Regions from separate parts of the Homo sapiens genome. Here region 2 is linked to region 1. The links are chromatin loops, found by intact Hi-C in ENCODE. Cell type or tissue: heart left ventricle. All regions are shown on one strand. Links, peaks and the distances in the headings refer to the core of each region. The heading gives the core; the rest is flanking DNA.

What was found. Peaks named below come from ENCODE experiments on the same cell type or tissue, not always from the same donor. Only the 100,000 strongest peaks of a DNase experiment are listed, where the experiment ranks them.
Region 2: a loop joins it to region 1, with 2.4 times the contacts of the local background. A loop is called at or near these places in 6 of 110 quality-filtered maps.

What each region holds. Positions count from the first base shown.
Region 1 is chr4:151,794,684-151,806,970 of GRCh38, reverse strand. It overlaps LOC127898557 (a long non-coding RNA gene), which reads right to left and starts at 7,612. Exons shown (of 4, transcript NR_183042.1): 1 at 7,354-7,612; 2 at 6,947-7,069. LOC105377488 (a long non-coding RNA gene) reads right to left here and starts at 7,612. Exons shown (of 4, transcript NR_183038.1): 1 at 7,354-7,612; 2 at 6,947-7,069. In heart left ventricle, for the core only: a CTCF peak has its summit at 5,174; no DNase peak of the experiment used is centred there; H3K27ac peaks cover 1,828 bases.
Region 2 is chr4:151,679,246-151,691,532 of GRCh38, reverse strand. GATB (glutamyl-tRNA amidotransferase subunit B) reads left to right here. Exons shown (of 13, transcript NM_004564.3): 10 at 2,770-2,903; 11 at 11,642-11,720. Among named protein-coding and RNA genes, the nearest start is that of GATB, 76 kb to the left of the region's middle. RefSeq lists enhancers at 3,070-3,570, 3,571-4,071. In heart left ventricle, for the core only: no CTCF peak of the experiment used is centred there; no DNase peak of the experiment used is centred there; H3K4me3 peaks cover 381 bases; H3K27ac peaks cover 3,674 bases.

The DNA of each region.
Region 1 (12,287 bases), core at 2,027-10,026:
TTTCCTGATCAAAAATAAATTCAAGCATGAAAATATTGGGGAAGGAAAAGGGGAAAGTTCACTTTGGTTGATGAGATCTTAGAAAAAGAAGTCACAGGAGAAGCGGAGGAGAAGGCCCAGGCATTTTACACAGAGAATTCTTGGGATTCCTCAGAGACTGGAGTCATCTGACCAAGAAATGTGCCCTTGGGTCTGTAGCCTTTTTCTTCTCTCTGACACCCTTCCTCCGTGGATTTTCAGTGCAACACGAGCCAAGCTGGCTATTAATAGAGCAAGAACAATTTTACCACGGGATGTGGTGTTTAATTTAAAGAGACGTCAAAGAGTGAGGGGCAGATGGCTGGGCAGGCAGTGCTTCCCAATGACCTTGGTGAGCCCCTGACTCATCCCAGATCTTACAGATCCAGAAATGTGCTCTGACGAATGAGCCCTGAGTTGATCAAGCTTTAGTGAAAAAAATGAGAAATGGATAAGCCAGGGGTCTGCGTATTAATTTCTAGTAGATCTATGGGTAGCTTGAGAAATGAGAACAGTTATCAGTTCGGGTGATCATTTCTGGAAAGGTGTTCAACTCAAGGGACTCAATTATATATCTCAAGATCACCAGCATGTGGAAAATCCCAAACCTTAAAGCTCAAACAGAAAAATAAGCAAGTAATTCTCAAAACACTCCTTCCTCACACCATAGTGAAAGAATGACCAATTCTTGTTTATCCCACTCTACCTTCCCATAAATTTAGTGCACCCCCCTCTCCTGCAAGCACAGCTTCACTCTTACTGGTTATTTGATTGGTTTCCTAGGGCTGCCTTAACAAGGTACTACAATTCAGCGGCTTAAAACCAGAAGTGTAGGGCCGGGCGCGGTGGCTCACGCCTGTAATCCCGGCACTTTGGGAGGCCGAGGCGGGCGGATCACGAGGTCAGGAGATGGAGACCATCCTGGCTAACACGGCAAAACCCCATCTCTACCAAAAATACAAAAAATTAGCCGGGCATGGTGGCGGGCGCCTGTAGTCCCAGCTACTCGGCAGGCTGAGGCAGGAGAATGGCGTGAACCCGGGAGGCGGAGCTGGCAGTGAGCCGAAATCGCGCCACTGCACTCCAGCCTGGGCAACAGAGTGAGACTCCGTCTCAGAAAAAAAAAAAAACACCAGAAGTGTATTCTTTTCTCACAGTCTGGAGGCCAGAAGTCCTAGGTCAAGGTGCCAGCAGGGCTGTGCTCCCTTTGAAACCCATAGGGTTTCACCCTTGCCTCTTCCTAGCTTCTACTGGCTTGCTGTCAACCTTTGGCTTTCCTTGGCTTATAGCTACCAACTCCAATCTCTGCCTTCATTGTCACATGGCATTCTCCCTGTGCGTCTCAGTGTCTCTTCTCCTCTTATAAGGACACTAGAAGTCTATCCTACTCCAGTATTTCATCTTTTATCTACATCCATTATCCTCATCTTAACTAATTACATCTGCAACAACCTTATTTCCAAACAAGGTCACATTCTGAGGCATAGGGGATTAAGACTTCAATTTTTGGGGGGGACATAATTCAACCCATAACATAACCATAACCATAATCATAACCGTTATGCCACAGTGTGGTTCAATTTCCAGGCCGGTGTTGAGATAACCATGGCTAAGTCCAGACCCTGCCTTTAAGGATTCCACACTCTATTGAAAGATATATATATATACACACACATATAATATATATATAGTAGCATATATATACACACATACATATATACATATAATTATATTACACATAACATAATATATGTAATGTAATTACATATGTAATGTAATCATATATATGAAAATTTAGTTGGCAATTTTCCCCTGGCTTCAGGAAAAATCCCCAGACCAATGAAACCACAAAAGCCCTGGGCTGGATCCCAGCAGAATCAGTGTATATTTTAAGTTTCCCTGGTGTAATGATTAATTGTATATCAACTTGACTGGGCCACAGGGTACTCAGATACTTGGTCACACATTATTATGAGTGTGTCTGTGTGAGTGTTTTGGGGTGAGATTAACACTCAAATCGATACACTGAGTGAAGCAGATTGCTCTCTCCAATGTGAGTGGATTTCTTCCAGTTAGTGAAAAGCCTGAATAGAACAAAAAGCCTGATCCTCCCCTGAATAAAGGGAATTCCTCCTGGCTGACTATCGTCAAGCTGAGATGCTGGGTTTTGTTGTTGTTGTTGTTTTCTTTTCCTGCCTTTGGACTTGAACTGAAACATTGGCTCTGTTTAGGTCTTGATCCTTCTGGCCTTTGGAATGGAACTACAACATCAGCTCTCTTGTGTCTCCAGCTTGCCTACCGCAAATTTTGGGACTTTTCAGCCTCCATAATTGCATGAGTCAATTCCTTATTATAAATATCTATCCTGTGTATTCTTTCATACATACATTCTGTTGATTCTGTTTCTCTGGAGAACTCTAACTAATACACCAGGTGATTCTAATATGCAACCAATGTTAAGAACCACTGACCCATAAATCACAGATAAGAGAATGATTAATTCTGTCTGCGGAGGTGACTTCATGAAAGCCATCACATTTGAGGTGAGCGAGAAACAAAAATGAGTATCATCTGCCTTGCCGCACAGAAAGAGGCAGAGGAAAGAGTATTAGCAAAGAGAAACAAAGAAGAGAGGGTGGGGCCAGAGGAAGGAATAATTGGAGATGAAATGGATGGGTTGGGCCTGATTCTGCCTTGCTGCAAATGTCGTGGTTAAATAATACAGGGAGCTACTGAAAACTTACCCAAGTGAGCAATGTGCCATTACTGTACTTTAGAAAAAAAAATCTGAAAGCTGTGTAGATGAGGGGAGAAAAGATTGAAAGTGAGAGGGAAATTTAGGACATCAGTGTAAAAGTCTGTTATGGAATGAATGTTTGTATCTTCCCCAAACTCATATGTTGAAGCCCCAACCCCCAATGTGATGGGACTAGGAGGCAGGACTTTGGAAAATAACTAGGTTTAGCAGGGGTCAAGAGGGTAAATGGGGCCCTCATGATGGGATTAATGCCCCTATAAGAAGAGGAAGAGGTACCAGAACATCCTGTCTCCTCCATGTGAGGACACAGCAAGAAAGCAACAGTCTGCAAGCCAGGAAGAAGGCCCTCACCAAGAACCAAGTCTTTCTGCATCTTTATCTTGGACCTCCCAGTCTCCAGAACTGTAGAAATAAATGTCTATTATTTAAACCTCCCATTCTATGGTATTTTGTTATAGTGACCTGAGCTAAGCAAAGCCCAAGCAAGAGATGGTGTGGTCCTGGACTAGCTAAAAGGTTTTTCTGTATGTTTTAGAACTAGATTCAGCAGGATTTTGGTGACTAGGCTTGGGAAATGAGGAGGAGAGGTCAAATATATCCTCAAAGTTGTTAACATGGGTGGCTGGGAAGATGGTTGTGTTAAGATTGGGAATACAGGAGGAGAAGCAGATTTTGTGGAGAACATAATGAGTTCAGTTTTGGACACTTAACTTTGAGGTGCCGCCAAGTATTTGCTTAGACGTGTTCAGTCAGCTGATAAAAATAGATGAGTAAAAGCTCCCCAAGGCCTCCCGAGAAGCTGAGCAGATGCTGGCACATTCTTCCTGTACAGCCTGCAAAACTATGAGCAATTAAACCTCTTTTCTTATTAAATTACCCAGTCTCAGGTATTTCTTTATAGCAACACAAGAACGGCCTAACACAAGTGTACTTACACAAAGCTAGATGGTATAGCCCACTACACTGGGCTATATGAAATAGCCCATTGCTCCTAGGCTTCAAACCTATACAGCATGATACTGTACTGAATACTGTAGGCAGTGGCAACACCATGCTAAGTATTGGGTGTCTACATATACCTAAACATGGAAAAGCTACAGTAAGGGTACACTATAAAAAATTTAAAATGGTGCACCTGTATAGGGCATTTATACCATGAATGGAGCTTGCAGGACTGGAAGTTGCTCTGTGAGTCAGTGAGTGAGTGGTGAGTGAATGTGAAGGCCTGGGACATTACTGCACACTACTGTAATCTTTATAAACTCTGTAGACGTAAGCTACATTACATTTATCTAGAAAATAATAAATTAACTTACAGCCTTCAATAATAAATTAACCTCAGCTTACTGTAACTATTTTACTTTATACATTTTAAAATTGTTAAAAGCTTTTTGTCTCTTTTGTAATAACACTTAAAACACAAACACATTGTACCAATGTCTGAGAAATATATTTTCTTTATATACTATTTTAAAAGCATTTTTCTATTTTTAAAATTATGTATTTTCTTTACATTTTAAACTTTTTTGTTAAAAACTAAGATACAAACACAGACTAGCTTAGGCCTACACAGAGTAAGGACAATGAATCTCACTGTCTTCCACCTCCACATCTTGTCCCACTGGCAGGTCTTCAGGGGCAGCATGGAACTGTCATCACCCATGCTAACAATGCCTTCTTCTAGAATAGCTCCTGAAGTAACTGCCTGAGGCTATTTTGTAGCTAACTTTTTTCTAAGTAGGAGGAGTATACCCTAAAATAACGATTAAAAGTATAGTGTAGTAAATATATAAACCAGTAACATAGTTTATTATTATGATCAAGTTTTACATACTGTACATAATTGCATATGCTAGACTTTCATGTGGCTGGCAGCACAGCAGGTTTGTTTACACTAGCATCACCACAAACACGTGAGTAATGCATTGTGCTACGACTTTCCCACGGCTACAACCTCTGTAGGTGGTGGGAATGTTTTAGCTTCATTATAATCTTATGGGACCACCATTCTATATGTGGTCTGTTGTTGACAGAAAGGTTGTTATGTAGTATATGACTGTATATTCGTCCCACGGAGGTCAAAGGGGAGGGACTTAAAACGTTTGCCGAAAATAATTTAATCTAAAATTTAAAAAATAATTGATTTTGTCAAGTGTTTCAAAGATGTCCAGTAATTAGACGGAGGGGAGGGGAGGGGAGGGGGAAACGGGGATAGCCTTGACTATCCCCGTAAGTGATGAATAATCTAAAACATTATATTTTATTTTAAAACAATTATGAATATATCATAGAGCAGAAGGAAAGGTTAACATAAATTTTAAAGATTAAGAGGAGAATTCAAGAAAAAGTATTTTCAGGTACATTTAGAGCTAGAGCCCAGCAGCACGCAACCTTCTCTTCTGCCACTAGGGGCACTGTGCTGGGAAAGTCTGAGGCAGCGCCATCTTCCTGAGAAGATGCTCAGAAACCTCAACTGAAGAAACTACTCCGTGAGCCTAAATACCAACCCAGGAATTTAGAACAATCTTGGTCATCCAGCGACTTTTTTTTCTTTTTAGAAAAGGGAAATTATTGAGGGAAATTTAGGATTTTGCAGGAGTCATGAATCTTACTGGTTCCCAGGATTTCTTTTATTTCTTTAGAGGGAAATTATTCGGTTGTACAAAACACCTTTTAACAATAAGCCTATAAAGGAAAAGAAACATCCTCCCATTTGGCTGAGAATTCAGATAAGTGGCACTCTGTTCCTCTTGTCAAGTCATTCCAGTGATTGTTTGATCAGTAGTGACTTAGCATACTTTGTCTAAAAATATAGCATATCCTCATTCTCTGGGATATGCTATGTATTTGAAATTTTTGAAAATTGGCCACTACCATTTCAAGACCTTTTTCTCTACAAAATATATATGGTTCCTTAACTTGTCACTTCTTTAAGCGAAAACCCAGAGCATCCACACGGCCCCTGTGGACAGTAGTCATCAGGACCTCCGTTTCCTCAATGAGTTGGGCTAGATGATCTCTACAGTTCTGTCTCCAAGGGTCTCAGAGTCTCTAAAAGAATTGCTAGAATCAATGCTCTGCCTCACTTGCTATGACAGTTCATTACATTGATGGCCCCCAGTGAAACACCCCTCCTGGTGTACACACCTCCTGGAAGTCAGGACCTCATGTACTCCACTCTGGGTTGGGTATGTGACTTGCTTTAACCAAGAGAGTGCAGTGGAAGTGATGCTGCACCTGTTTCAGGACTCAGTCTTAATAAGACCTGGCAACTCCTACTTCCGCGTTCTTAGGAGCCCTGAGGTGCTATAGAAGATGTCCAGCCTCTCTGCTGGAGAGATCATTTGGAGAAGTCCAGGCCCCTGAGTTCTCAAGACGAGAGAGAGAGAGAAAGAGAGAGAGAGAGTGAGGTCCAGCCATGCCAGCATTCCCGCTGAGCCTAGGCCACAGCTGTACAGCTAGCTAAATGCCGTCATATGAGTGACCATTGGCAAGGCCAGCAAAAGAACCACCAAGTTGAGCTCAGCTCTAATTGCAGAATCATGAGCAAATAAACTGGTTATTGTTTTAGGTCACTAAGTTTTGGGATGGTTTGTTACACAGAAAATAGATAGCCAAAAAAGAAATACAAGTATGATTCTATAAAACAGAGGTTGCAAGGATTGTATTATATGTCAAAGGTCTGACCCTTTTCCTTGTGGGGATGATAAAAGGTGGTATAGCTAATTTACTCCCAACCTATAACTGTATTAATCATCTTTAATACAGTTTAATATCTATAGTTGGTAAATAGAGAGGCCCCTTAGACTTGAAATCTCTATTCCAAAAGAGAACTCGGTTTCTCAAAAGGGCTCACTAGCCTGGTGGTGGAGTAACTATTGTTATTCAGTCATACAGAATTATGACACATGACTGCCTATATTGCTTAAATAACAGTTGTATGTGCACTCCTCCAAGTATATTCAGATTATGTGTACTGTAGCTGTGTACAGTAAGTTCAGAGGGGAGGCCAGTAAGCAATGCATCCCATTTCCACAAAGGAAGGGTGTCTGGAAGAGGTGGCATTTTAACTGATTCTAAAGAACTGAAGAGATTCACAGAGTCCCAGAATGCAAATAGAAAGCTGTATCACTCCCCCTATATCTATAGGCAAAGGAATATGCTACTTACCTGGTATGACCTAAAGTGTCTCCCAAACAGACTCATTCTCCCAAATATCACTGCCGACACACACCAGCCTTCTGTGCCCTAAATTCTAAGTAGTAACACCTTGGCCTTCAAGCTGAAAGTTGCCTGTTAAGATGCAAATAGATGAGTCAGAAGGGCACACCTTACACCATTAGCTGCATTAACAACTTAACTCAAATGGGCTTATCAAACAGCTGGAGTCCCCTACAGAGGCCCCAAGAAAATGAGATCAGAGTATGTGGTATTACTACTCAGTGTCCAAAGTCAAGGTAGAGTGGCAAAGAAGTTTCCTGGATGACCGTGGAGAGGACAGCTCTGGTGCAAAAGATACAACATAGAGTGTTTTAGAGGACCCTGAAGAGAGTTTTCAGTGTGGTTCGGGCAATTACCTGGACTTGTTGGACTGAAACTTTGATCCCATTCCCTGCTGATAACCACACTAGTTTGTAGCTTCCATTTTCTGCCAACAACAGAACTTCCAGCAAACAAATTATTCTAGGTGGACACACCTTTTTCTTCTTCCTCCCACAGGTATATACAGGTAAGTATCTGAGACAGGCCCTGCAAAGATCAGGTCACATCTGTTAACAAGGCACTGGTTATATCAATGGCAACTCTGAGACGATTTCTCTGTGCTGAAGTAAGGCACTAAATATAATAGCCTCTTAACTGGCACATTGTTATCAGTATTATTATGGCTTTCTCTTCATGCCTGTCACTGGATTATGGTAATTTTTTTTAGTCATAGGTTTTGATCGGAGTTGAAGTCTCTGAGTTACTGACAGCTCGGGAGAGCTGTAAATGCTCTAAGATTGACTTCCCACTGTCACAAAATCATAACACAAGCAAAAAGTAGAGGTTCTCTCAAGCCTCCTCATGCCAATTAGAAACAAAGCAACTTTCTAAACAGCAGGCTTCTTTTCCAGCAGGCTTCATACCAAAGGAGAGGGAGGCAGAAGGCACCTACCTCTCTCCTCATCCTTCCTCCGAGGTTCAGTGCAAGAAACAATGACCCTGGCAAAGACGATAAGAGAAGCAGATACTGCAATTTAGCTAATGGTGTCTACAGGAAGCTAGAAATCATTCCTTTGACATGCTGTGATACTGAAACAGCATCAGGTCTTGGTGAGTTCTCCTGACCTTGCAGCAGCTGCTCACAGACATTGACTATGGTCACTTATTTGAATAACCACAATAGAGCTGGGAAAATGAGTCATGTTATCTATCCCCTTTGGAGGTTATGAAACCTCCAAAGTGGTACCTCTGGCCTTGTCTTCTTGTCACCATGGAAGTTCCTTCCTGACCAAATGCGACCCCCAGCTGGGAGGCATCTAGGATTAGGCCAAGTGTTAGAGATTACTAAATCTCTTTTCTGTCACTATGGAGAAGTTGTATGAGACCACAGTACCAATCTTAGATAAACTCCAGCTATTTTTTCATTTTGCCTTCAGGGTCCTTCTACTTCTTCCATTTGCAACCCTTTCCCCCTTTCTAGTACCATCATCCTTAGGCCTCCCATGACCAGAATAGACCATTCTGGCATCTAACTTAAGTTAGTCCTTTACATCCATCCAAATCCTTATTTGCCTGAGGTCCTGTTCTCAATTTAACAGGATTGAAAACTCAAGTAATTATCACAGAATGAGATGACCTGAATATATCAGCCAGGATAGGCTAGGTTATGCTGCAGTGATAAACAACCCTAAAATATCAGTGGCAAAAATGAGGGTTTCTCATTCATATTGCATATCCACCACAGGTTGTCAAAAGAATCTGCTCCCCAGAGTAACTCAGTAACCCAGGCCACCATCAGTGATCCAGATCACCATCTTAGAAGTCACCACCAACATCCCCAAGAGAGGAAAGGAACTAGATTCTTATTCTGGCAATTAAATGCACTGGCTGAGAAATTGTATTACTTCCACTCACAAGTCATTGGCCAGAATTCATCACATGACTTCATCCAACCAAAAAGGGGCCAAGAAGTACAATCCTCTTTTGTGCATCAGAAGGCACACAGCCAGAAATATTTGATAGGTTGCATAAATGATGAACATGACAATTATTTTGCACTAAGGAAAAAATGAAGATTTGCAGGGTAAAGAGTTACCCCTCCTAGTGCTGTTTGCTATTACAGTAAAGCTTACTGTGTTCAGTTCTCTTGTACTAGGCAGGATTGACCAGACAATGGAAAAAAAGAAAAACCTCTCCCCAGTTCAGACCCTATGCTTGCTTTATTTGCTCACAGTTCTCAAAGTGGTTTGCCAGAGTGAATCCAAAATTATATAAATATGTGCTGAAGATGAAAATAATAAGGATGAGAATATGTGCTAATCAACTTAAATTTGGTGGGGAGGAGGGAGGTACAGTGGAAGGAGAGTGAATTGGAAGCCTAGACAGAAAACTGAAAGGGATTTTGTACTTATCTGAGATGATAAAAACAAAGATGGATAAGGATAATTTTTGCTACTAGCTGCTAGCTTTCTGGAAGCATGAAAAAAAAAAAAAACCAGGATGAAGATTGCATCAGTCTAAACACGAAGCAGTTCAGGCTTGGGCAGAGTTTGAAGGAAAGAGACATCTAAGATGATGGTGGAGGAATAATGAATGCAAAGAGGTGATGGTGTATGGAAGAATGGAAATGTTTGTTGTTCTTGTATCCAGGAGAACTGCTGAGCTTTAGTGGGAACGCCCTGCAGTGGCAGCACAAAGTTCAGTTTCAGAAAACAGAATTGGCAGCAGAATCATGTTCTCGTGCCCTGGCAAATGCTATATATGTGCCCAGGGCAAAAACAAGCAAAGGAAGATGCAAACCCCAAATATGACCAATATTTGAGCACCTATCATCAAGGCCAAAGCAGGTGGGAGGAGAAATCTCAAAGATCTTTGTGTACCTTGTAGCAATTCCAGGGAAATGAGACTGTGAAGTGATCCCACATCCAATATGTCAGCAAATTCTGTTGGCTTTACCTTCAGCATATAACCAAAAGTAGAATCCACCTTAACGCCTCCACCTGCCACCTTCTTCCAAGCCACTCTAATCTATTGCCTAGATTTGTACAGTAGCATAACTACTCTCCTATTTAAACCCTTGCCTCCCCATTATGCGTTTTCTATGAAGCAGCCAAATGATCCTCTCGAAATGTAATTTCTCGGCTTGAAACTCTCTGATGGCTTCCCATTCTTGTCAGAGGATCCCAAAGCCTTCCCTTGACCTAGAAAGCCAATCTAAGATCCAGTCCCCCAAATATTCTGGGACCTCATGCCCCATCACTCCCTTTCCGCCCACTTGACTTTGGCCACATTAGCCTTGCTGCCCCCTCCGCCAAGCCTTCTGTCTCAGGGTTTTTGCATAGGCTGCCCTCTGTGCCTGGGGGCTCTTCCCCCAGAGACCTGCATCAGGACTGTTCCCATGCTTCCTTGGGGTCTCTGCCCAAATACCGTTTGATCAGTGAAATCTTTCTTAACCATTCTATTTAAAAGAACACACTCCCACCCCCGCCCTGAAGGCCCTCCTAAACTATCTTTCCTTAGCTGGTTTTGTGTGAAATGGGTTGTCACATGTACTGATTTAGTTGTAGTTATAAGTACTCCAAAAGGGCAGGAAGGATTTCGCTTCATTTGTTCACTGCTGTAACCCCAGCATCTAGAACAGGACCTGCCAACGGTGTGAGCTCAATCACTACAAGTTGATTGAACAGATTGAAATTCATCCCAACCCTCCCACTACAGGGATCTAGTGTCAAAGAGATATTCAAGGAACAAGACATCTCTCTCTCTCTTTTATAATACCCTATGAGGATTCCTCCTACCTGATATCAGCTGCCATGGATACAGGTTTCTTAAAGGGGCCAAGGATGCAACAGATGCTTCATATTAGCTTTTATGTCCTCGATAAAATTAACAACAAGCAAACCTTGAGTAACAAAGCTGTAATTCTGTCTTGCAATTCTGATTCGATATAGATTGTAAGAGCTTGGCTCTTGAGGCTAAAAGCTGTTTACAGAACCCTCAATGGAATTATACCTCTGTAATTCATTTACTGTTATTCATTTTATGTGTGTTTACAGATAGAGCCAGAACAATCATACAGCCAGCAAAACCAAAGCAAAGAAGAAAAGATACCTAGTGGTTTTCATTTTTAAATTACAATCATTATGTAAGTTACAATATTTTGCCACACTACAGCACTTCTAGGCTAAATAAGAAATACACTTAACAGCAAGGTAAACATAATAAGATAGCTTTTTAAAAAATGAATATTACCTTGCTCTGTCTTCAGGGATGTTATTTTCAATAGCAATATCGATTCACAAAGAAAAGTCAAGAGAATAATTATGGATGTTTAGCCAATAGGGCTGGTACATGTACACAAGATCAGAAAAAGTACTGGATAATACCCTTGAAAAGCCTCTAAAGCTACTGTCCCACCACAGCCATTTTCAACTACATGACCAAAAACAATCCAATAAGCTTTCATCGTTTATGTCCAAATTTCTAATGAAAGAAGCCTCTTGAAAAATAAACAAGTATACAGATGGGCTTGGATAGATCTGGCATCAAATCTACATTTTATGTTTCTTTATTTTATTTCACTTTAAAATAATTTAGGATATTCAAAAGTGGTCTGTTAGAAAGAATTATTGGAGGGACAATAACATTTTTCTAGCACCAGACACAAACTAGATAATGATAAGACGTATACACTTTCCTCACCCAATGAGCTAAAACTCCATTTAAGAAGGAACATCAAGGACTTAGAAGGTTCTCTTGTGTAGATCTCTTTCTTCTTGAGACAGGGTCTCTCCTGTCACCCAGATTGGAGTGTATTGGTGCGATCATAGCTCACTATTACAGGTTTAAACTCCTGGGCTCAAGTGATCCTCCTACCTCAGCCTCCTAAGTAGTTAGGTTTACAGGTGCATGCCACCATGCCTGGCTAATTTTTTTTTTTTTTTAAATTTTTGTAGAGACAGTCTTGCTCTATTGCCCAGGCTAGTCTCAAACTCCTGGCCTCAAGCAATCTTCCCCTCAGCCTCCCAAATCACTGAGATTACAGGCATGAGCCACCGTGGGTCACCTTGTGTGGATTTCTGTTTACAGGACACTTGGCTGCCACTTATAGCCTATTTCATATATAGACTGCTGAACAGCTTCCAGACAGTGTGTGTAAAATTTTACAAATGTTTTTCTTGTTTCAATCAGGCATGACCTTTAAATATATAAAACTGTACATAAGAAAAGTGCCCACAAGACTTCTGGAAGAAACGAGCAAATTCAATTCACAAATATTTTTGAGCACCTACTAAATGTGAAGCAGCTT
Region 2 (12,287 bases), core at 1,549-9,548, 110 kb after region 1:
TGATCACCTGACAAATCATTAGTAATCAAGGGTTCCTGTTAATGTCTGAGAGGCGGAGCCAGCACTGGTTCTGGGTGTAATTCAGTGCTTTGGGAAATCTGATTAAAATGTGAAAAAGATGCTTCCCAGTCATAGAGCTGTAGAGACTGTCAGGTATTATACAAAAGACAGGACCGCTCATGCCTGCTGCTTTAGCCATCTCTGAAGGAACAATTAGAGTCGCAGTCAGCCAGGGAACTTGACTCTCTGTGTCGCTGAAGTTGCAGTTCTATTGCATGTAGGGTAGATTCATCCTGAGTCGAATGCTTGCTTGTTGCTTTTGAGGAGGACATTAAAGGTTCCCTAATGCTGTAGCCTTTCTGCATTGCTCTTCATATGATTTTTATGTAAGGGAATTACCAGCTCACTGTTTTTCTGAGAAAACCAGATGGCTGCACTGACATGTTCACCAGAGACTCTGAGATTCGTGCCAAGCTTATTAGCATTTGCCAATCTCATGGAAAAACTAAGAAGATGAGGAAACTAGAATGTGTGTGTTTCTTCCCTCAGAAGCAGCTTCTGCTATGAAGAGCAGAGCGGGCAGCCCATGTGCAGCTTTTATTGATCCATCATTTCCTGGGTGGCTGCAGCTCAGCCTCCTTCAGCCCCACTCGCTATAGCTCACCCCATCACCACCACAGATTTTCCTGTCTGCTTTAAATTGTGGACTGAAACTATGTATCCCCTAGTGAAGTACAGTTCCAGCTCAGAGAGGCTTCATCACAGCACTGACATGAAAAGACAAACAGAAATCTGACTTGCCGTGTTATCCATCCAATAAAAAAACCACCCAAGGGTAGAGGAATAGATATGCATCACGTCCCAGCAACTCAGCCAAGCCTGTGAGTTTAAGTGCAATATTTCTAGGTGGATTTAGAAAACCCTTTCCCTGGCAAAGCAAAGAGTTCTCCTGACAGCTCATTTTACCAGTGGGCCAGCCTGTCTGGGTTAGAACAAAGGGAATTCTGCCCGTCTGATTTGGGCCAGATAGCAGTTTTCTGCTTCCCCAGTGATTTGTGTACTATTGTAGAAGTTTGAATACTTTTCCATAAGTTAAGCAGAACTTCCTCTTCAAGTTGCCTGGCTCTGCCTTTATCTGTAGTCAAGCTTGGGCTGCCGAGGTGGCCTCTGCCCTGGTTTAGCATGAGCAGAATAATAGCACTGGCTTGAAAAGAGATTAAAGAGATGATTGCAGGATTATTCAGCAGGCTTGTCACCAGAGAATTTATCTGTTACAAAGAACATGTAGGGTTTTTTATTATTATGGAATTTCTGCTATGCCTGTGTGTGTATTCCAGCAGCTGCAATAGCTACACTTGGAGAGCACTTTTGTTAGTATATCTTGCTTCTTTCCAGTATCTCATTTTTTCCAGAAAATTCTTTTGGTTAATGAAGGGTCTCTGAAAGGAGCAGGGGTAGAAGCCTTAGGTGCAGTGTGAACTTAAAAGGAATATTTCAAGAAAAGTTTGTTTGATTTGAATTTCCATGGGTAAAGGAAATCTGCTACTTAAAACGTATATCCTCTGAATTTGGAAATTTCAGCCTTCCCTTTCTGAGCAGCACAGTTTTTATTTTTCTTATTGAAATAGTAGGGGTGGACTTACCTAAATTTCTTGATTGTGTCAAAACTATCTGAGCTGGCAGCAAGCTGTAGTATAGAACCTGGTAAGTGCCTCAGGGCTGGTCGTATGCATAGTTGTGGCAGTTGCAGTATTTAAAGGTGAACATGGTATGATAAGAATGCGCGCCTCATGTGTGATTTCCAACACACATACATGCTGACGGGAGACACCAATTCCGTCTGCTGATATTAGGTTGGTGCAAAAGTAATTGCGGTTCTTGCCATTGAAAGATGGCAAAACTGCAGTTACTTTTGCACCAACCTAATACTGAGCAGCTGCCATGGCCCAGCATGGACTTAGCTGTAGCTATATCGTGAACAGGGAGGGCACAGCCCTGACTCGTGGGGCTGACAGTTCAGAGGGGGAGAAGTGGTACAGTCTTGATGAAACAAGTCTCCAGCTGATCATTTCCCCAGGAAACGATGAGAGGCAGGGCATCTTGTACCTGGCCCAGCTCAGAAGGCTGGGACACTGCTGCCCTCTCCACCTGTTATTAAGTGGCCTAAGTGGGTCACATGTGCCCATGTTCTCCCTCACTTTGAAAACATTTCAGAACCATTCCTGTCTATTTCTTGTCATGATGTGAGAATCAGTACAGGTATGATCCACTTTTGATTTTTCAGAGGTAGAATATTCTGTTTGTTCTTTCTTGATTTTGCTTTGTTTTTTACCCTCTTTTCTAGCAATTACTGGGACTTCAGCAGAGGACAGGCCTGGAAAGAACAGGGGCATTAAAGTCAGGCCAAACATTTTAGGCCCAGTTCACAGCTCAGGGATGGAGAGTGCAGGTTACACACAGCAGACACGGAGAAAGCAAGTGGGTTTGGGGGATGTGGAATTTCACCATCCCTCTGGTCTGCAAAGTCAGGGCTCTCTAAAATGTGTTTATCCTTTTGAGAAAATGCTATGTAAATGCACAGTGACAGTAGTAGAATAGTTGTCATTAGCTGAAAGTGATCAGAATGTTCTGGTGACATCTCAGGGTTTAGCAAAGAAAAAGTGGCTGTCTCAGAGGAGGCAGAGGGGACAGTTTCAGATTTGCCTTCAGAATGCTGATCTTTCATTTTTGGGGAGGCTTTATGTAATTTTCTTTTTTTTTTTTTAACAGAACGAAGTCGGCCTACTGGAGTTCTTCCAAAATGTGATAAAAGAAACTAGGGCAGAGCCAAAAAAGGTGACTAGTTGGGTCCTCAACACTTTTCTGGGCTATTTAAAGCAACAGAACCTCGCTGTCAGTGAGAGGTGAGTGAGGTCTGGGATTTCTTTCTTCCTTTGTGATGAGCTCTGTCCAGAAGTGCTGGAAATAGGGCAGGTCCATTTTTTTGCTCCTGCTGTTCTCCCTCAGGATATCCTGACATGACACAAACATCCCCTGTGGACTCCACATTCTAAATATGTTCTCTAGCCCGTGTAAAAATGTATTTATTCCTTCAAATCTGTGACTGTGCACTGTGTCCTCTGCACTGTGTCAGAGGCTGGGGGCACAAAGATGAATGAGACAGACATTTACAAACTTGTGGAGGATACAGATCTGTAAGGAAACAGCCACCCCAGGGTGATCCTGTCATGCCAGAAGCATGCACGGGGTGCTGGGAATGCACAAAAAGGGGAGTTGAACAGAGGCTGGGGAACCAACCAGGGCTCCCCTCGGGAGGGGACGTTTGAGCCATGCCCTGAAGCATTAGGGGAGAGTCGCTCTGCAGTGGGAGGGACAGATCACGCAGACAAAGCAGAGTGCGAAGCTCAGAGAGCAGCAGCACAGCAGGCTCAGGAACGCCAGAAGCTGCAGGGGCCGGAGGCAGGCAGGTGGGAATGGTGGGGACAGAGCCGCGGAGATGACCAAGGGCCACCTGGAGAACTGTGTCTGCCTTTATCACCAGCTCTTGACAGCCATAGACTACAAGCTCATGCCAGTTTCACACTGCGGAAATGCAGTGTGTCTCACTCAACTCAGGCCACTATATTCCATAGACTGGGTGGCTTCAGCAACATGTCTTTCCCATGATTTTGGAGGTGGGGAAGGTCCAGGATCCGGGTGCCAGCTGATGCATTCCTGGGTGAAGCCCTCTGCCTGGCTCACAGATGTCCTCACATGACAGGCAGGAGTTGAGGGGTGAAACAGGAAGGGGGGAGGGAGAGAAGGCCCTCCAATCTCTTCTTATAGGATCCCCATTCCCACTATGGGGACCACACCCTCGTGACCTCTTCTAGACCTCATTACTCCTCCAGGGCCCCATCCCCTAAAACCATCGCGCTTCAATATAGGAATTTGGGGTGGGACACAAATATTCAGCGTCTGAGAGCAGACTAGAAGCAGGAATTCCATTTGGGAACCTCTTTCAGGAATGCGGATGAGAAATGCCCCAGGCCTGAGCCAAGGTGGCAGTGGCTGGGTTGAAGTGAGCTAGGCCAAGTTGAGAGCAATTATCTCAATTGGCAGAACTTCCAGATTTCTTGCTTGGGCAGAGGTGAAACAGAGGGCAGACTTTTTCAATGTAGGAGGAGCTAAAGGAAAAGGAATAAACTTTATAGGCCGGGGGTGAGGGAAGATGCCGTATTCCATTTCAGACGTGCTGACTTCGAGCTGCCTGCAGGACAGACATCACCCCCACGGGGCTAACCAGTAGGCAAGATCTATGAGTCTGCAGCTGATAAGATCTTGGGGAGGTTTGCAGTTGAGAGTTATCTCGTTGGTTCATTATTCAGCTCATGTTCACTTAGCCTCTGCTGTGTGCTAAGGTCTGTGCCCAGCATGAGAAGCGCAGTTCCTGGGACAGACACCAGCCCTGAATCAAAGCACAGGCAGCCTTGAAGCTGGTGGCTACAGTCAGTGACAGGGGTGCTCTGAGAGGGGAAGAAGGTAGCAGCTAAGCTAAGACCTGAGGAGAGGATGAGCAGGGACAGGCCAAGGCTGACAGGGAAAAGTGTTCCAGGCATGGGGAAAAGCACGTGGAGAAATCTGAGGTGAGTCTGGGCATGAGAGTTTGGGGAATCCAGGGACACAGCACAACGTAAGTGGAACATGGACTCAGCAGCATCTGTACTTGAAGCTGTTGGACAGATGAGAACTTTCAGGGAGGGTGCAGCGTGCCAGGGTGGCTGGGGAACGAACCTGAAGCTCTTTAGCCTTTAACTGGGAAGCGTGCACAGAGAAGGAAATGCAGGCGCGATGGCACAGAAGTAGAAGGAAAACCAGGAAACTGGGGGGTGGGGGGGGGGCGGGGCGGGGACTGGTGACACAGAAGCCAAGGGAGAGGCAAGTTTCAAGAAGGAAAGAATGGGCAGTAGGTGTCACTTTGGGGCATCAGAAAGAGAGTTCTCTGGGGGCACATAGGCAGGTGGCAGGGCCCTTGCAAGGTCCCGGGGCAGGGGGAGCCCAGGCTGGGTGGGTGTGTCATTGTCTCAGCAGCATCCCGGGGAGTGAAGACAGACAGATATTGACAAATAACTCCCAACAGTTGTTTGCCCAAATAAGTTAACTCTAGATGGTGTCAACTCCATGTTCAGCCACTGGATATGGATGCACACATCCATGTGTTAGTGTGGCCCGGGTGTTAGTTCCCTTCCCGACTCGGCTGCTCAGCTTGAATGAGTTCCCCCTCTGACCCTCAGTTTCCTCACTGTAAAATGAAAATGGCAGGACGTGCCTCAGAGAGCTTTTGAGGGAAAAAGTCACAGTGCCCGGCACGTTGTGGGCCTCGGTGTGAGCCACCTTCTCTTTGCCAGGGTGGTGTGCTGAATACCAGAGCACCTGCCACCCTCCTGAACTCTTGTGGCATCTGCTGCCTCTTTGTCTTTTTTTTGTTTTGTTTTGTTTTTTAGACAGAGTCTCGCCCTGTCACCCAGGCTAGAGTGCAGTGGCACAATCTCTGCCCACTGCAACCTCCACCTCCCAGTTTCAAGTGATTCTCAAGTCTCAGCCTCCTGAGTAGCTGAGATTACAAGCACCCGCCACCACACCCAGCTAATTTTTGTATTTTCTTTTTAGTAGAGACAGGGTTTCACCATGTTGGGCAGGCTGGTCTCGAACTCCTGATCTCAAGTGATCAGCCCGCCTTGGCCTCCCAAAGTGCTGGGATTACAGGCGTGAGCCACCGCGCCTCTTGGTCTTTCATCCCTGTCCTCCCGGGTTTGGCCTCTCCATTCAGAAATTCTGGTGTTGGTGCTGAAAATGTGTGGCTGTTCTGTGGAGGCAGGAGCCGTGCTGAAGAGTTTATGGATGGGATACAGCTCTACCAGAGTCTTCAAGGCTCAACAGGATTTGGTGAGGGAGAGGGCAGTGCCTACCTGGAGCCCAGGTGCAGGAACAGCAAAGAACTGGAATGATTGGGAAGGAGAGGAGCGTAGCTGGCAGGAGCAGAGGGTGGAAAGAGGCCAAGAGGTGTGGCTGTGTGCAGAGCCAGAGCTGAGCCGGAATAGGGAGCCTCTGGAACGTCAGGGGGATTCAGCCATGAACCCATCAGGTGCAGAGCCCCACTCTGCAGTGTGTGGGGGATGACCAGGACCCGGTTCTACCCCACAGGTGCTGTCAGCCTCCTGGGGAGGACTAGAACTTGTGCATCAGAATTTTAATTCAAGGCAGAATGGGATGCTTCCAGTGTTAGAACTAGACACAGTGCAGTGGGAACAGAGAGGAGGGAGATTCACACCAGCCAGAAGAGTCCAGGAAAGCTCCAAGAAGATGAGGTGTTTGCGCTTCTGGAGGAAATAGAAATTTCTTAGCTTTAAACTTAGTTTTTCTATGTTGTTGGTTAAAATGTACGGAATTGCTGAACTTTAGTCCTGGAAGAGAACTTAGGGATCTTCAGCTCTTTCATTTAGCAGACGAGGTGACGGAGGCCCTAGGAGATAAGGTGACTTGCCTCAGATGGCACAGCCACAAAGACTGGAAGCCAAGTCGCCTGGCTTGTGATCGGCTTCTGTATATGTTGGTCTGTGAAGTTAGGGGTTTAACAGTCATTTTGGTGGCCTCTAAAGGAGCTGAGAGATAAATTAGCCTGTTGAGTGGACCTGGAGCCCCTGGTATTTACCCAAGCAGTTTATAAGCAGTAAAGTTTTAAGAACCTGAAGGGTACCCAATTCTAAATAAAGGTAGGCTTGGTTGTTCCAAAATCAAGTAAAGAGGAAGCAGGCAACAGTTGTGTTTTACAGTTTAAATGGAACAAGGACTGAGAAGCCAAAACCAAACCATAGCAGCTCTTTTCCTACACAGTTCAAAGAACGTTTAGCTGGACTGATATACTAGGCTACCCATAGAGCAAACATTAATTAATGAACAGCCTCAGCTATGAGTGCTAATGTTTCCAGAGCTTAGAAGGGCAGTAGCTGCAAAACTAGCTATAGTCTCACAATGATACCCAGGCAAGGAACACTCTGGAGATCAAATTGGTAGAGAATGATTACGTGAATTAGCATTCATCTTTAAAGACCTCTCAGAAGACTGATGTTTGAAGGGTCCAACCTCTTGTTGAACTTGGCTTTTTAATTGAGTATATTGCTTGAAAGGTTGGTTTATTTGGTTGACAGCTTCTGAATTATGAGTAACAGATTTGGTTTAGTTAAGAAAGTAGACATTGTAGATTTCCTGAGCAAGCATTTTGTGGTAAAATTAGGCAGGTACAGCTATCCAGCTGTCCAAGCCAGTTGAGTGCCCCAGTGTTTCAGGTGAGCTGTGGGCAACAATTTCTGAGCACTGGAGCAGGGAAGGATTTGAAACCAAGAAGGGACTGGAGGTGAGAGGAAGATGTGTCCCACAGCATGAAATGTAGGATAGCATCCAAGGATGGGCTGCAGGCATTGGAAACCTGTTGAGCTCACTGTGGCCAGACCCACAGCAAGTCAGAAGTGGTGGTGTTGGGAATGCAAAAGGCAGGATGGCCGTATTTCATGTTTGGAAGGATCACTAGGATCTGGTAATAAGGTACTAGATTTTTCAGGGAGTAGGTGATGAATAAAGCAAAGACAACATGATAATTTGCACTCTGATACCTAGAAGCGTGGTGTTGTCATCATTTGAGACAGAAGATGGGTGGTGGGAAATGCAGAGGAGCTGGTCTGTGAGGAAGACAAGTTTGGCTTAGGATAAGGATTGGGAAACTATAGCATGTCAGCCTCTGGCCTGTTTCTGTAGAGCCTGTGACTAAGAATTGCTTTTACCTTTGTTAAAACAAAGAAGCATATGTGACAGAGGGCACTCACCAAGCCTCAAATATGCGCACCCTAGCTCTTTCCAGAAGTTTGCCATCCTGGTTTAGAGCACATTGTCTAGGTGTGAACGGGGCCTCTCAGGAGGTGGTTGACATCAACCAGGGAGAGAAACAGGACCTGAGGCAGCAGCGGCAGCCCTGGGCATCCTCCTCACGGCTAGGGGTCAAGTCAGAGGACCCAGCAAGAGGACACCGGAGCCACCTGGCATGAACTGGCAAGGAGCAGCAGAGGGACAGGCAAGGAAGAGGAGGACATTCCGGAGGCCCAAGAAGGAGGTTTCACAAGGAGCTTACGGTGCAGCCCCAGGAGTCAGGGTGCAGCGGGATGGGGAGAAGCTGAATGTTTGGCCACAAGCAAGGGGGTTGATTTTTAAGAGAAGAGCTTCTATAGAGGGGTAGGCACAGAATCCAGATGGCATGTGCTTACACAGGGTAGGTAGTAGCCACTGGTGCTAGATCGTTATTGTTAAAGCAAGAAACTGGGCAGACGCAAGTGACTGCAAGGTCAGCCAAAGGCATTGTCAAGACAGGGAAGATCGGAGCATTTGTGAAGCTGTGAGATTCAAGCCACAGGACACGGGAAACCAGCATCTTTGGTTCGGAGGAGTGGAAAGAGTGGGGTTCTGAGCAGGGGTGGAGGGGTTGTTTGATGGAAGAGGAGGAGGAGAGTGCCCTAGAAAGTTCTCAACCGTGGCTCAGCTGATGTCCTTGTGAAATGGGAGGTGAGGGCATGTGCAGAGGAGGGGAGCAGAAGGGGGCTGCCTGGAACAGGCGCTTGGTGGGACGCCAGCTAGGGGCACTGCGAAATCCGTGAGATGAACACAGAATCCTGTGCGCAGCAGGTACCACCTGGAGGCCCAAGTCCCAATGTCTTCCTTCTTCTTGCATCCTGTTTTAACAGAAGCAGAGAAGGTGGACTTTGGGCCTGAGATAAGCTGGGGGATTGGGACAGACAGCATGGTTCACGGGGGGTCGGGGGTGGTTGTAGAAGCATCAGCGTTGTCTGCTCTCATCCAAGCAGGAGATGGAGCTGTGATCCTGAATGAGCTCTGAGGGACTGGACAAATTTTGGAGCTTTGAAAGAGCCCCTTTCCCCTCCTCTGTCGAACCGCGGCCTCAGAGAATGGGAGGGAAGAGAGCAGCACACAGAGCTGAAGGCCGCGGTGTCAGTTTCTTCTTCAGCGGAGACGCATTCACTATCCAGAAACCAGTATTACCTGACAACAGCAAATTAGTAGCCTGTGCTGCTGCTGCCATTGCGTGTCGAGTCTGAGGGTTTATTTATTTAGGCGATGAGTGGGGTCTTTCGGGGTCTGTGTGACAGGTACTGATCTTTGTCATCGTCTGACTCAAGTTTAGCCCTGGCATATGTGGAATTAACATGTGCAGTCTGCCAGACATCCCTATGGGTGTGAGGAAGCCTGTGACACAAATATGATGACCTACTGTGTGACAGGCATCGTAGGGACAGAAAAGTGATGGAGAAATCCCAAGTGTGATTACGTCAGTGGAAAGATTTTGTAGTCTAAATTTATGACCCAACTGATGAATTAAGGTCCTTAGATGAACTTCTCAAAGGCGACGTTATTTTTAGTTATTTTGTGTTCCTTTTCTGTCCCTCTCCACCCCTACGTCTTTTATGTCATTGCGGCGATCTGAATGTTGGGATCCTCCCCCAAATTCCTGTGTTGAAATCCTGACCCCTAAGGTGATGGTGTGAGGAAATGGGACCTTTGGTGGGCGATTAGGTCATGAGGGAGGGGCTTTTATGAATGGGATTAGCACCCTCATCAGAGAAACTTCTGAGAGCTCCCTCGCTCCTTCCACCACATGCAGACACAGCAAGAAGGTGCCACCAGTGAGAAAGTGGACCCTCACTAGACATGGAATCTGCCAGCGCCTTTATCTTGGACTTCCCAGCCTCCAGAGCAGAAATAAAGTTTCCATGGTTTATAAGCCATGTCGTCTTTGGTACTAACCTGTTAGAGCAGCCCAAACAGACCAAGGCAATCATCGACTTGTATGGGCCTAGGGACCTTATCTTTTGCACGCTCAAGAAATCCAGTTCCACCTCAGTGCTTCTTATGGGTTCTGCACACAGTCTGCATTCTAAGATAATGGGCCATGGTATTTTCTAGGATTGCAGAACATCCAGGCAACCCACGCTTTTAGAAAAATCCGGCCTGCCTTTTACTTGTTAGTAAAGGTAGGTTTTTTTAGTTTGTTTAGCCGCCCGCTGCCCCTCTTCCTTTTGAGGTTTAATCAGGGTGGTTCACAGATGTTCTGAATACCAATTTAGTAACACCAGATATTCTCCAAACCTAAGTTTCACTTGGAATTGCCTTTTAGTCATACTTTGGGATAAACAGACACTTACAGGATGATGGGCTGCCTCAGTACATCAGCTGTTTTAAGTGGACAGCCCCAATAGGGTTTCACTGCACTTGAATTAGAGTACAGTAAGTCAGTTGGTTAACACACACTCCATTGGTTTAGAGCCCGGGAAATCGGCATAGGGACTAAGCTGTAGTTTCCTTTGTATTTTCTAAGCACATCCAAAGAAATTAATTTTGCATGATGGGAACCAAGACTTAAATAGAAGATGTTTTCAAGTGGCATGAAGCATTTCAGAAGCCCTCATTTACACAGTGTAACACTAATGTGCTATTGATGTCATTCCTACCTTTTTAAAACCAGTCCCCAAATGATCTCAGATAGGCAGCATCTCATGAGCCTAGTTGCTATAAATACAGGTTGAGTATCCCTAACCTGGAAATCCAAAATGCTTCAAAATCTAAAACTTTTTGAGCATTGACGATGATGTGCAAAGGAAATGCTCACTGGAGCATTTCAGATTTCAGACTTTCGGATTAGGGATGCTAAACTGGTAAGTATAATGCAAATATTCCAAAATCCAAAAATATCCAAAATTGGAAACACTTCTGGTCCCAAGCATTTCAGATGAGGTAACTCAACCTGTATTTAGAAGTCAGAAAACCGTGCATTTTAAAAGAAATAGTTTGTAATTCACTGTTGTCTTTTCCATAATTTAGGCACTCACCCCTACCATTAATTCACCTTCAAGTGAATTAATGACACTTCGCTGTTTCACTATGCTTGGATGCCCCTGACCTTTTCTTTCATGGGATATTGGCAAATAAGTCACATCCTAGAAATATAGGTATAGTGGATTCTAGGCCCTTCTGTGTCCAGAAAGCTGTGTGAGCCTGGAGAAGAGAGTTATGTATCAGGTTCCTGAGGATGGATGAAAATGTGGCTGGTAGTCATTGTGTTCCCTTGCAGAAAATCTCTTGCAATTTAAAGGAATTTATATTTGCACAGAAACACTCAGAAACGTGACTTTGTTAGCTGGTTTTTTTTTTTTTTAAGTAATTTTTAGGCTGATCTTTCCGTTGAAAATATTTAATTACTGGAGTTTGTTTTCCCTTTCCTGTTGTGGTTCATGAATTTTGCAGCCACCTCCTTTTCTTGACTAATTACACTGAGCAGTTGTCTGTTGCTACAACTTCTGCCAAACAGCTGTTATTGTTGGGTGGTGAAAGAAAGAACACTAGTCACAAAAATTTGTTATATCCTAAGATATAAAATAAATAAGTAAAATAAAAGAGAGCCCAGTTGGCCTGCTGTTTTCATCCCTAGGCGTGGGTCCGATATTTACCCCCACTAGAGCAAGTGTTCTGATTCCGAACAGCCATTCATGGATGCCCTGACAGTGTGCAATGTAAATGTGTTTTCTCTTTTGGGGGCCACCAGTCCTGTCACACCCTCTGCACTCGCTGAGCTTCTTGACCTGCTGGACAGCAGAACAATTTCTTCATCAGCAGCTAAACAGGTATGTCCACACTCCCGACAGCTTCTGACTGTGCTACTGTCCCAAGAAATGTTTTCTGTGACACCCAAATGCCATCACTGAGTGACTTTCATCATGGAAGTATTAAATGCCAGTAGTGGTGTTTTTAATGCTGAAAGGTAGAAACATTTTATTTAGCAAGCGTATGAAGCCAATATGTGCAATGCAGGCAGTTTGCTTCTCGTCATCACCGCTAACCTGGGGAAATAGTTATTGTCTGGTCTTGCCCTGAACATCTCCGCCTGACATGTCTCCTGTAGCCCTTTTACACCTGAGAACTTTCCCTCGTGCCCAAGGCAGCCTCAGCTCAGCTCTCAGCCTGCTGGGGCTCTTGTCCCGCCCCCACACCGCCTCCCAGCCAGTCCCAGGGCTCCCTTGTCCCTGCTGCATGGTTGCCCTCAGAGAGTCTGTCCTCAACAAGGAGGGTGAAGTCAGACTCTGCACTTTGTAGATAAAATGTTACAGACATGCCCGGTGTGTGAAAACTCAGAAAAATAGCATCATCCTAAGCAGCCTTTTGTCTGTCTATACCTCTGCCTAAGTGCTAGG